Regions from separate parts of the Homo sapiens genome. Here region 2 is linked to region 1. A link is an interaction called in ENCODE POLR2A ChIA-PET data of the cell type or tissue named here. Cell type or tissue: PC-9. All regions are shown on one strand. Links, peaks and the distances in the headings refer to the core of each region. The heading gives the core; the rest is flanking DNA.

Region 1 (7,152 bases), core at 2,788-5,287:
CTCCCCAGTGCCCAAATACATGTGCAACCCTCGTTTCCCTTCAAGTTGCTGGCTCGACCTACAAGTCCCTTTCTTTTCTTTTTTTTTGAGACAGAGTCTCGCTCTGCTGCCCAGGCTGGAGTGCAGCGGTGAGATGTCAGCTCACTGCAACCAGTTCATCATGTTGGCAGGGCTGGTCTTGAACTCCTGACATCAGGTGATCCTCCCGTCTTGGCCTCCCAAAGTGCAGGGATTACAAGCGTGAGCCACTGCCCCCAGCCACAATACCCCCCTACTTTTTTTTTTTTTTTTTTTTTTTTTTAAGACAGAGTCTGTCTCTGTCACCTAGGCTAGAGTGCAGTGGTGCGATCTCGGCTTGCTGCAACCTCTGCCTCCTGGGTTCAAGCAATTCTCCTGTCTCAGCCTCCCAAGTAGCTGGGATTACAGGCGTGTGCCACCACACCCGGCTAATTTTTAATATTTTTGGTAGAGATGGGGTTTCACCATGTTGACCAGGCTGGTCTCGAACTCCTGACCTCAAGTGATCCTCCCAAAGTACTGGGACTACAGTGCCCACCACCATGCCTGGCTAATTTTTGTATTTTTAGTAGAGTTGGGGTTTCACCATGTTGGCCAGGCTTGTCTTGAACTCCTGGGCTCAAGCTATCCCCCTCACCCCAACCCCTGCCACGCCTCGGCCTCCCAAAGTGCTGGGGTTACAAGCGTGAGCCACTGCTCCCAGCCACAATTCCCTTTCTATGCAAATCTCTTGCACGCATTGTCTACGGCTCCTGGTTTCAACTCTCGCCTCCCACTCCCTTTTCCATCTAGTGTTTCCGTTTCCACACCTCTTGCTAAGGCCACCAATGACCACCTGGCTACTGTGAATTCCGTGGCTATTCCTCAGGTCTCATCTTGCCTGACCACTCCTGCAACCTCAGACACTGTTGCCCACACCCACCTCCTTGAAACTCTTTTTGTTCTGTGAGTTTCTAGACTGACTTCTTCCCCGACCCTGGTTTCGGTTGCCATCCCTATGCAACGACTTTCAGGTTTACGAGATCTCTAGACGTCATCCTACTTCCTGGACGTCTCTGCCAGGACGTTCTCCAGACTCGCCAAACTCTACATTTATTTTATTTTTATTTATTTATTTTTTGAGACAAGATCTCACTCTGTCGCCCAGGCTGGATTGCAGTGGTGCATTCTCTACTCGCTGCAGCCTCAATCTCCTGGGCTCAAGTAAACCTCCCACCTCAGCCTCCCATGTAGCTGGGATTACAGGCATATACCACCACACCTAGCTAATTTTTAATTTTTTTGTAGAGATGGGGTCTCACTATGCTACCCAGGCTGGTCTCGGACTCCTAGGCTGAAGATACTCTCCAGCCTTGGCCTCCCAAAGTGCTGGGATTACAGGCGTGAGCCACCATGCCCTGGCCTCACCAAACTCTATACGTTCAAAATGGAACCCATCATCTTTCCGTCTCCTATTTTGGTAAATGATACCACTATCCAATCAGTGACCTAAGTTGAAACTCCCAGATTCCAGCCTTCTTTTCTAGATTCTCGCCTCTCTCACCCTGCACATCCAAATGGCTCCCGGGTCCTGCCCACTTTAACAGCCCCTGTCAGGTTCTGCCCCCACTCCCTGCCCCTGCCTAATTTCTGGCCACCATCATTTCACTCCAAGATGGCGGCATATCCTGTTAGGTGGTTCCCCTCCTTTATCTTTCTCCTTGAATCCCAGTTCCACAGGGGCTGCTGGAGAGGTTAAAAGCATCTGACCAGGTACTTCCCCTTTCATGACTCCCTACACCCAGAGTAAGGTTCAAAGTTTGTAATTCCACATACGGACTCTCCATGACTTGGCCTTTGCTTGCTGGAGTCCTGGGCTTTACTGACACTTCCTGTCTCCCTTTATGTTCCATCCAGTCATTTGAATCTCTCGCCCCCACCAAGTCACCCTGTGCCTGGGTTCAGGCCCCTTTTCCCGCCTGAATCTCCTGTGTTTTCTCCAAGGCACCAGTGCCTCTCCACACTGTTCACCTTAACCACTCCTCTGGGGTGTGTGTGTGTGTGTGTGTGTGTGTGTGTGTGTGTGTGTTTTGTCGTTGTTGTTTTTGAGACAGGGTCTCACTCTGTTGCCCCAGCTGGAGTGCAGTGGCACAATCATAGCTCACGGTAGCCTTTACCTCCTGGGCTCAAGCCATCCTCCTGCTTCAGCCTCCTGAGTAGCTGGGACCACAGGTGTATGCCATCATACCCAGTTAATTTTTTTTTTTTTTGGTAGAGATAGGGTCTTGCTATGTAGCCCAGGTTGGTCTCGAACTCCTGGGCTCAAGCGAGCCTCCCACCTCGTCCTCTAGGAGTGAGCCAGTGAGACCCGGCCTCAAGCCCCTCTGAGATACCCCTTCTAAGTCCTCCCTCTTTCCCTCCCTTGAGGGTCCCAGGAAGGAGATGGGGACCCTTTCTCATCTCTCCCCCAGGTGAGAAGATTTGGCCCGGTTTTACTTTTGGTGGCGTGTTTTATCCAAACAATAGGTCTTTTTGTTTTCGTTTTTCCAATAGGAAATGGCAGTACGGAATGCGCTCTTTCACAAGGCGCACGGGAGATTCCGAATGTGTCGGGTATTGTGCGGGGTCCGGGCTCCCAGCACAGACCCAGGGGCACATCTCTGCCACCTTCCCCTCCCATCCCCAGCCATGGCGTGCGGAAAGTGCTCATGCCTGCTTCCTAGATTGGGCGCTGGCTTTGGCCTCACAGGCTGTCTTCCGAATCCCCAGGGAGTGGGCAAGTGACCACCCCGCCATCACCAAGCTCAGCTTACAACCCCATCTTCCCTCTAAGCTCCATCCGGGAGAGCGAGATCCAGCCAAGGCCGCCCCGAGGGGGAGCTCTGCAGGGAGGTGGAGGCGCTGGGAACAAGGAGGCTCCAGCGAGTGCAAAACGAAAGGCTTTTATTGAAAAATATCAAGTGCCCCTTCCAGGGCTGCCGGTCCCTGCCCAGCGCGAGCATGGGGGCAGCGGCCCGATGGGGCTCGACGGGGTGGTCAAGTATTGGCGGTCACCCAGGCCCCGTGCTCCAGAAGGGTGAGGTTTCACAGTCCATGCAGGTTGGTCCCTGGGCCCCGAAGTCGACTGCCCGGCCCGCAAAGCCGTGGCTGCTGGGGAAGCTGCCCCAGTCCAGCGCGGGGGCTTCCTGGCTTCTGGGGGTGGGCTGGCCTCCGAGGCAAGGCTGCACGCTGGATGGCCTGGTGCGCGCTCCAGCTCGCGGTGGTGGTGGTGGTGTTGGTGGTGGTGGTGGTGGTGGGGTCTCCCTGCGTCTGTCCCTTAGACGTAGTCCTTGCGGTCGTAGCCTGTGCCCAGGCTGGCTCCCGGGCCGGTGGAGCGCGGCGCGGAGTAGACGACCTTGGTGGCCGTGTACTTCTTCTCGCGTGGGGGACACGAGCAGCAGAGCAGCGCGCCCCCCAGCAGCTGCAGCGCCGCGGCCGCCCAGCCCACGTACAGGCCCGCGCCCATCTCGCGCTTCTGCGCCTCGGGCACCACGGGGTTGTAGAAGTCCCGGATAATGGTGTTGGCCGACCAGGACACCGGCACGAGGGTGAGCAGGGCGGCGAGAAGGAACAGCACGCCTGCCACGATGGTGATCTTGGCCTTGGCCGTGTCGTCCTGCACGCAGTTGGTGCACTGGGCGCCCACCAGCGCCACTAGCAGCCCGAAGGCGGCCAGCAGGATGGCCACCACGATGAGGGCGCGGGCCGCCTGAAGGTCCTGTGGCAGTGCCAGCAGCGAGTCGTACACCTTGCACTGCATCTGGCCGGTGCTCTGCACCACGCAGTTCATCCACAGGCCCTCCCAGATGTTCTGCGACGTGATGATGTTGCTGCCGATGAAGGCCGACACGCGCCACATGGGCAACGCGCAGCACACGATGGTGCCCAGCCAGCCCAGCACGGCCAGCGCGGTGCCCGTGATCTCCAGGCCCATGGACATGGCTGCCGCGGCAAGGCCCGCTCCACCGGGTGGCTCCGGGTGCGGGGAGACGAGGGGCCGGGGCCGCTGGGCCTGGCGGGAGCTGCGGCGCCCCGACGGACGGACGGACGGACGGACTGACTCACCGACGGCGCGCGCTAACGGCTCGGCTCCATACGCTCTCGCCGCGGCTGCGCCTGCACCTGCCTGTGGCTTTGTGGGCGGGCGGCGGCGACTGGGCTGGCCCTGGGCTGGGGCCGGTGCGTCTTAGCTAAGTGCCCAGCGCTCCGGTGGGGGCGGTAGGGGCGGAGCCGCGCTCTCCAGGGCCTAAGGACAGTGACGTGGCCCCTGCCTCCCACCTTCACCGAGCGTCCTGGGAGGAAGGACTTGGCCCTGCGCGGCCCACAACGCCGGGGTAGGGGGGTTGCCAAGGAAGGGCGGGACCTGACCCAGCCCCCGCCCCTCGGTCCTTGTCCCTCTCTGCTCGGGAATGAATTCTCCGGGGCAAAACCGAGGACGGGATGCGTCAGGGGCTTGGGGTGCAAATCCCAAAGAATTTGACACGGCTTCTCTCTCCTCACCACTTTGGGCGCTTTTGGCACGTGCCGCGTGGGGATGGGGGCGCTGCCAATTACCCCGGAACGGCGGGGCGGGGAGGACCAGGGTGGGCGTGGCCGCGGCTGTTTGCAGGAGCCGCGCACCTGCTGCTCTGCCCCTCCCGTACACACGTCGCACAGGCTCAGCCTGAGTCCGGGCGGTGGGGTTGTCCAGCCCAGGAATTGCTGGGCCCAGAAGCCAGGGACTGCCTGCGCAAAGGTACCCAAAAGATGCCCTTAAGCCTAACTAAGCTCAAATTCCTCTCCAGCTCTCCCTCCAGTTCCCATCGCTGGCCGTGAGCCTGCATGCCTTTAGCTAAGCTGCTCTCCCCTCCCAGAAGTCCCCCTCCTCCCATTGAGTCCCCTCCCCTCTCCGAGCCCTGTCCTCCCTCCCTTTGAGCCTGAGTCAGGGCTGAGGCCCACCTTAATGAAATGGTGGTGAAAGAGGTTCGATCTCCGCAAAAGTGGGAAATCGGGCAGGACCGAGCACCGTGGTGGCTGACTCCTGTAATCCTCGCACTTTGGGAGGCTGAGAAGGGAGGATTGCTTGAGACCAGGAGTTCGACACCAGCCTGGGCAAAATAGTGAGACCCCGTCTCTACAAAAAATTAAAAAACTAGCCAGGTGTGGTGGCGTGTGCCTATAGTCCCAACTACTCCGGAGGCTCAGGCAGGAAATTACTTGAGCCCAGGAGTTCGAGGCTGCAGTGAGCTATGATCGCACCACTGCACTCCAGCCTGGGCATCAGAGCAGACCCTGTTTAAAAAAAAAAAAAAAAAAAAAAAAAAAGGTTGGGAAGTCAGAAATGCTACACTCAAAGCCCTGGCTGTCACACCTGGACGATCGTTCCCCCTTCTTCACCAAGCTCAGAGCCCTTCAGATTTGGCCTTGGAGGTTCAGCCTGGGCTGTTCCTAACCCCATCCCCTCTCTTCCCCTCAGAGCAGCCCTTGCATACCACATGCCCCTGCCTCAGAGTCCCTGCACTTACTGTCCCCTGTACATGGAACATGCCTGCAGACATCCACATAGCTTACTCCTAACTGCCTTCAGCTTTTTGCTCTCAGTGAGTCTTTCCCTGACCACCCTATTTAAAACTGCAGCTTCTGGCTGGGTACGGTGGCTCACGCCTGTAATCCCAGCACTTTGGGAGGCTGAGGCGGGTGGATCACTTGAGGTAAGGAGTTCCAGACCAGCCTGGCCAACGTGGCGAAATCCCGTCTCTACTAAAAATGCAAAAATTAGCCAGGCGTGGTGGTACACGCCTGTAATACCAGCTACTCGGGAGGCTGAGGCAAGAGAATTGCTTGAACCCAGGAGGTGGAGGTTGCAGTGAGCTGAGATCACACCCCTGCACTCCAACCTGGGTGACAAAGCGAGACTCTTTGTCTCAAAATAAAATAAATAAAATAAAATAAAATAAAATTGCAGTTTCTTACCCCACAATGCCTGCCCCCCTTTAATACTTTATATTCTGCTTAGCATGTAACACCATCGGACAATATTCTATATTTTTCTTATTTATGTTTCATTGTACTTAAAAAAATTTTAAATTGGCAATGATCGTACCTACGCGTGGCACACCCAGTGATGTTTTAATACATAGAATGTATAGTAATCATATCAGGGTAATTGGCATATTCATCATCTCAAACTTTTATTTCTTTGTGCTGGGAACGTTCAATAACTTATTTATTTATTTATTTTAGAGACAGTGTCTTGCTCTGTCACCCAGGCTGGAGTGCAGTGGTACTATCATAGCTCACTGCAGCCTTGAATTCTTGGGCTTAAGCAATCCTCTAGCTATAGCCTCCCAAGTAGCTGGGACTACAGGCATATACCACCAAGCCCACCTAATTGTTTCATTTTTTTTTGTAGAGATGGGGTCTCACTGTGTTGCCCAGGCTAGTCTTGAACTCCTGGTCTCAAGCAATCCCCCAACCTTGGCATCCCGAAGTGCTAGGATTACAGGTGTGAGCAGCAGTGCCCAGCCTATTTTTTTTTTTAAACGAAATCTCGCTCTTTTGACCAGGCTGGAGTGCAGTGGTGCAATTTCGGCTCACTGCAACCTCCACCTCCTGGGTTCAAGCAATTCTTCTGCCTCAGCCTCCCAAGTAGCTGGGACTACGGGCACGTGCCACCACGCCCAGCTAATTTTTGTATTTTTAGTAGAGATGGGGTTTCACCATATTGGCCAGGTGGTCTCGAACTCCTGACCTCATGATCTGCCCGCCTTGGCCTCCCAAAGTGCTGGGATTACAGGCATGAGCCATGGCACCCAGCCAATTTTTAAATTGTTTCTTTCTTTCTGTTCCAGTATGTCAGCTCCATTGGGACATCTGTAATGTCCCAGAACAGGCAAGAATTTTGCTGGTTTTATTCACTGCTGCATTCCTATTGCCTAGAATGGTGTTGGGTACTCAACAGAGAGTCGATTTAGTGACTTGAATGAAGGGAAGACTTTCTCATGTTCCTTCAACCTTGCCTACCCAGGCTTTCCTACTGGCATAAATGACTGATAAAGGGATACTGCTGTGCTGAGTCAAGGGGGCTTGGTCATCTTGTAGGAGTCAAGGGCTCTTCCAGAGAGAAGAGAGACCCCA
Region 2 (2,500 bases), core at 1-2,500, 63 kb before region 1:
GTGCCCAGCTTGCCCCCCTGCCTGAGAGAAGCTGGATGGAAAAGTGGGACAAGACAGCTGCCTCCCTTGGGGGTGCTCCTGGCAACACCCCAGTCTCAGGACACCCCCAGGACTCTGCCCCGAGAGAAGCCGGGACTGAGCTCTGGCTATCACCTTCCCACCTGCCCCTCTGCTTGCCCCTGGGGCTGGGGTTTGTCCTAGAGGGGACAGGGAGGGGTGTTGAGAGTGGTCTATCAGGAAGGCCCCGGATGGGGTCACCTCCCAAGTGGAATGCAGTGAGGTGGAGCGGGGAAGGGGGGGTTCCGAGGCGCGGAGGAGGGCGCCTCATCCGTAGGAACAAAGGAAAAGTCGGTTACCAGCTGCTCTGACGTCTCAGCCTCTTTTGCTCAGACCCAAAATAGCCCAGGCCGGATGGCAGCCCCCAGAGGAGGCAGAGCCTGCCTTGCCCGGGAGAGCCCCCCACTCATTGCCATCTTTCCTTGAGACTTCTCCTTAACTCTGTGCCGCCTGTGCCCTAGAACCCCCAACATGAGCCCCCTCCTCTTAGCGAGAGCCTGGGACTCCGCCAGGTCTCAACTGCTCAGCTCACGGGTGGTGACTCAGAACCGGTCCCTATGACTGTGCATGACACCGCAGCAGGAGACGGTGCAGGAGGTGGCCTGCAGGAGCCCAAGGTGTGGAGCAGACAGCTCTGCTGCCCCATGCCCGCCCCACCTGCCAGCAGTGAGAGACCCACTCCCCTGCTCTTTAGAGCCCTCCGTCCCCACCCCACAATCAGCCACCTCCTGACCCTGAGCAGGAACAGCCCACAGAGGGACACACAGTGACCCAGATACCTCTGGGCGCACAGACATCCGTCTCATGCTGCCATCCAACAAATCTCTCAGGCAAGGAGCTCAGCGTGGTGAGCCCTGGGCGTCCCTCTCTCCCTCCTGCCCTTCCTGAGGCAGTCCACCCTGCTCCCACCTGACCCATTTTGCCTTCTGAGGGCGGGGCACTGGCTTAGTTGGTGTGGCACTGACCTGGGTTCATGCACACTTTGGGGCTGTGAAAAGATTTACTCTGGGTTCTTGAAGATGCCAGTGGGCTTGGGGGTGAGGGGTCATAGACCAGGAGGCCGTGCTGGAGGTGAGAAGAAAATCTGACCCCGGGCACCTGGGTGGCCAGCGCTTGCCTCCCTCAAACACCTGATGGCTGCATCCCTGGGGCTCATGGTGAGCCCCCCTCCAGGGAAGGGCACCTATGCCATCAGCCTGGCATCTCTCAGTGTAGTAAACAACATCTCAACAGGAACATGAGGACCGGGTCAGGGGGACCTGTCTGGGGACAGAGTGCGAGCCTGACACACAGGCTCCCAGTGTGGAGGGAGAGGGGTGACTTCCTGGAGCCCTGAGAATGCCCGCCCCGGGGTGCCACATGGCCAGGTGCCAGGGCTGCCAGCTCCTTCCGGAAGCTCTGCCTGCTTGGCCAGCTTGCCCTCCCACAGCGCTGACGACTTAGAGCTGCCATCTGCTCCCCTGGGAGGCGAGGGGAGGGGCGGGGCTGGACCGAGAGGCCTTCCTATTGATCACAGACAGCTTCCTCCTTCCCTCCTTCCTTCCCTCGCTCCCAGAAGCCCAGGGCTGCAGCCAGCCCAGTTGCCTTAGAAAAAAGCCAGTTCGAAATGAAAAAAAATACCTTCTTGGGGCTGGGCGTGGGGGCTCATGCCTGTAATCCCAGCACTTTGGGAGGCCGAGGCGGGCGGATCACCTGAGGTCGGGAGTTCGAGACCAGCCTGACCAATATGGAGAAACCCCATCTTTACTAAAAATACCAAAAATTAGCCGGGCGTGGTGGCGCATGCCTGTAATCCCAGCTACTTGGGAGGCTGACGTAGGAGAATTGCTTGAACCTGGGAGGCGGAGGTTGCAGTGAGCCGAGATGGCACCACTGCACTGCAGCCTGGGTGACAGAGCAAGACTCCGTCTTGAAAAAAAAAAAAAGAAAAAAGAAAAGAAAAAAGGAAAAAAGCCAGTTCGGCTGGGCGCGGTGGCTCATGCCTGTAATCCCAGCACTTTGGGAGGCTGAAGCAGGTGGATCACGAGGTCAGGAGATCAAGACTGTCTTGGCCAACATGGTGAAACCCCGTCTCTACTAAAATACAAAAAATTAGCCGGGCATGGTGGCGCGTGCCTGTAATCCCAGCTACTTGGGAGGCTGAGGCAGGGGAATCGCTTGAACCCGGAAGGCAGAGGTGGCAGTGAGCTGAGATTGTGCCACTGCACTCCAGCCTGGCGACAGAGCAAGACTCCATCTCAAAAAAAAAAAAAAAAAAAGAAAAAAAGAAAAAAAAGGCCAGTTCACCTGGGAAGGGCGGGGCCGATCGCCTCTCCCATCACCCAAGTCTTTCATGGAGACCTGGTCTGGCCGGCCTGGGATGCTGGGTACTGACCCCCCAGTTCCAAGCCGGGGACAGCTGCATTTCCCAAGGCTTCTCGTGAAACCCTCCCGACCCTGGCCC

What was found. Peaks named below come from ENCODE experiments on the same cell type or tissue, not always from the same donor. Only the 100,000 strongest peaks of a DNase experiment are listed, where the experiment ranks them.
Region 2: POLR2A ChIA-PET joins it to region 1 with 11 read pairs; 4 of 35 experiments call an interaction of 5 or more read pairs at or near these places.

Annotation. Positions count from the first base shown.
Region 1 is chr7:73,766,074-73,773,225 of GRCh38, forward strand. CLDN3 (claudin 3) reads right to left here and starts at 4,197. Exons shown (of 1, transcript NM_001306.4): 1 at 2,924-4,197. The coding sequence starts at 3,976. The coding sequence ends at 3,314. In PC-9, for the core only: no CTCF peak of the experiment used is centred there; DNase peaks (open chromatin) are centred at 4,268 and 4,668; H3K4me3 peaks cover 1,668 bases; H3K27ac peaks cover 810 bases.
Region 2 is chr7:73,705,967-73,708,466 of GRCh38, forward strand. All of the region lies in intron 3 of STX1A (syntaxin 1A), which reads right to left. Among named protein-coding and RNA genes, the nearest start is that of MIR4284, 4.1 kb to the right of the region's middle. RefSeq lists a silencer at 1,125-1,334 and an enhancer at 1,181-1,933. In PC-9, for the core only: no CTCF peak of the experiment used is centred there; DNase peaks (open chromatin) are centred at 635, 885 and 1,465; H3K4me3 peaks cover 520 bases; H3K27ac peaks cover 2,255 bases.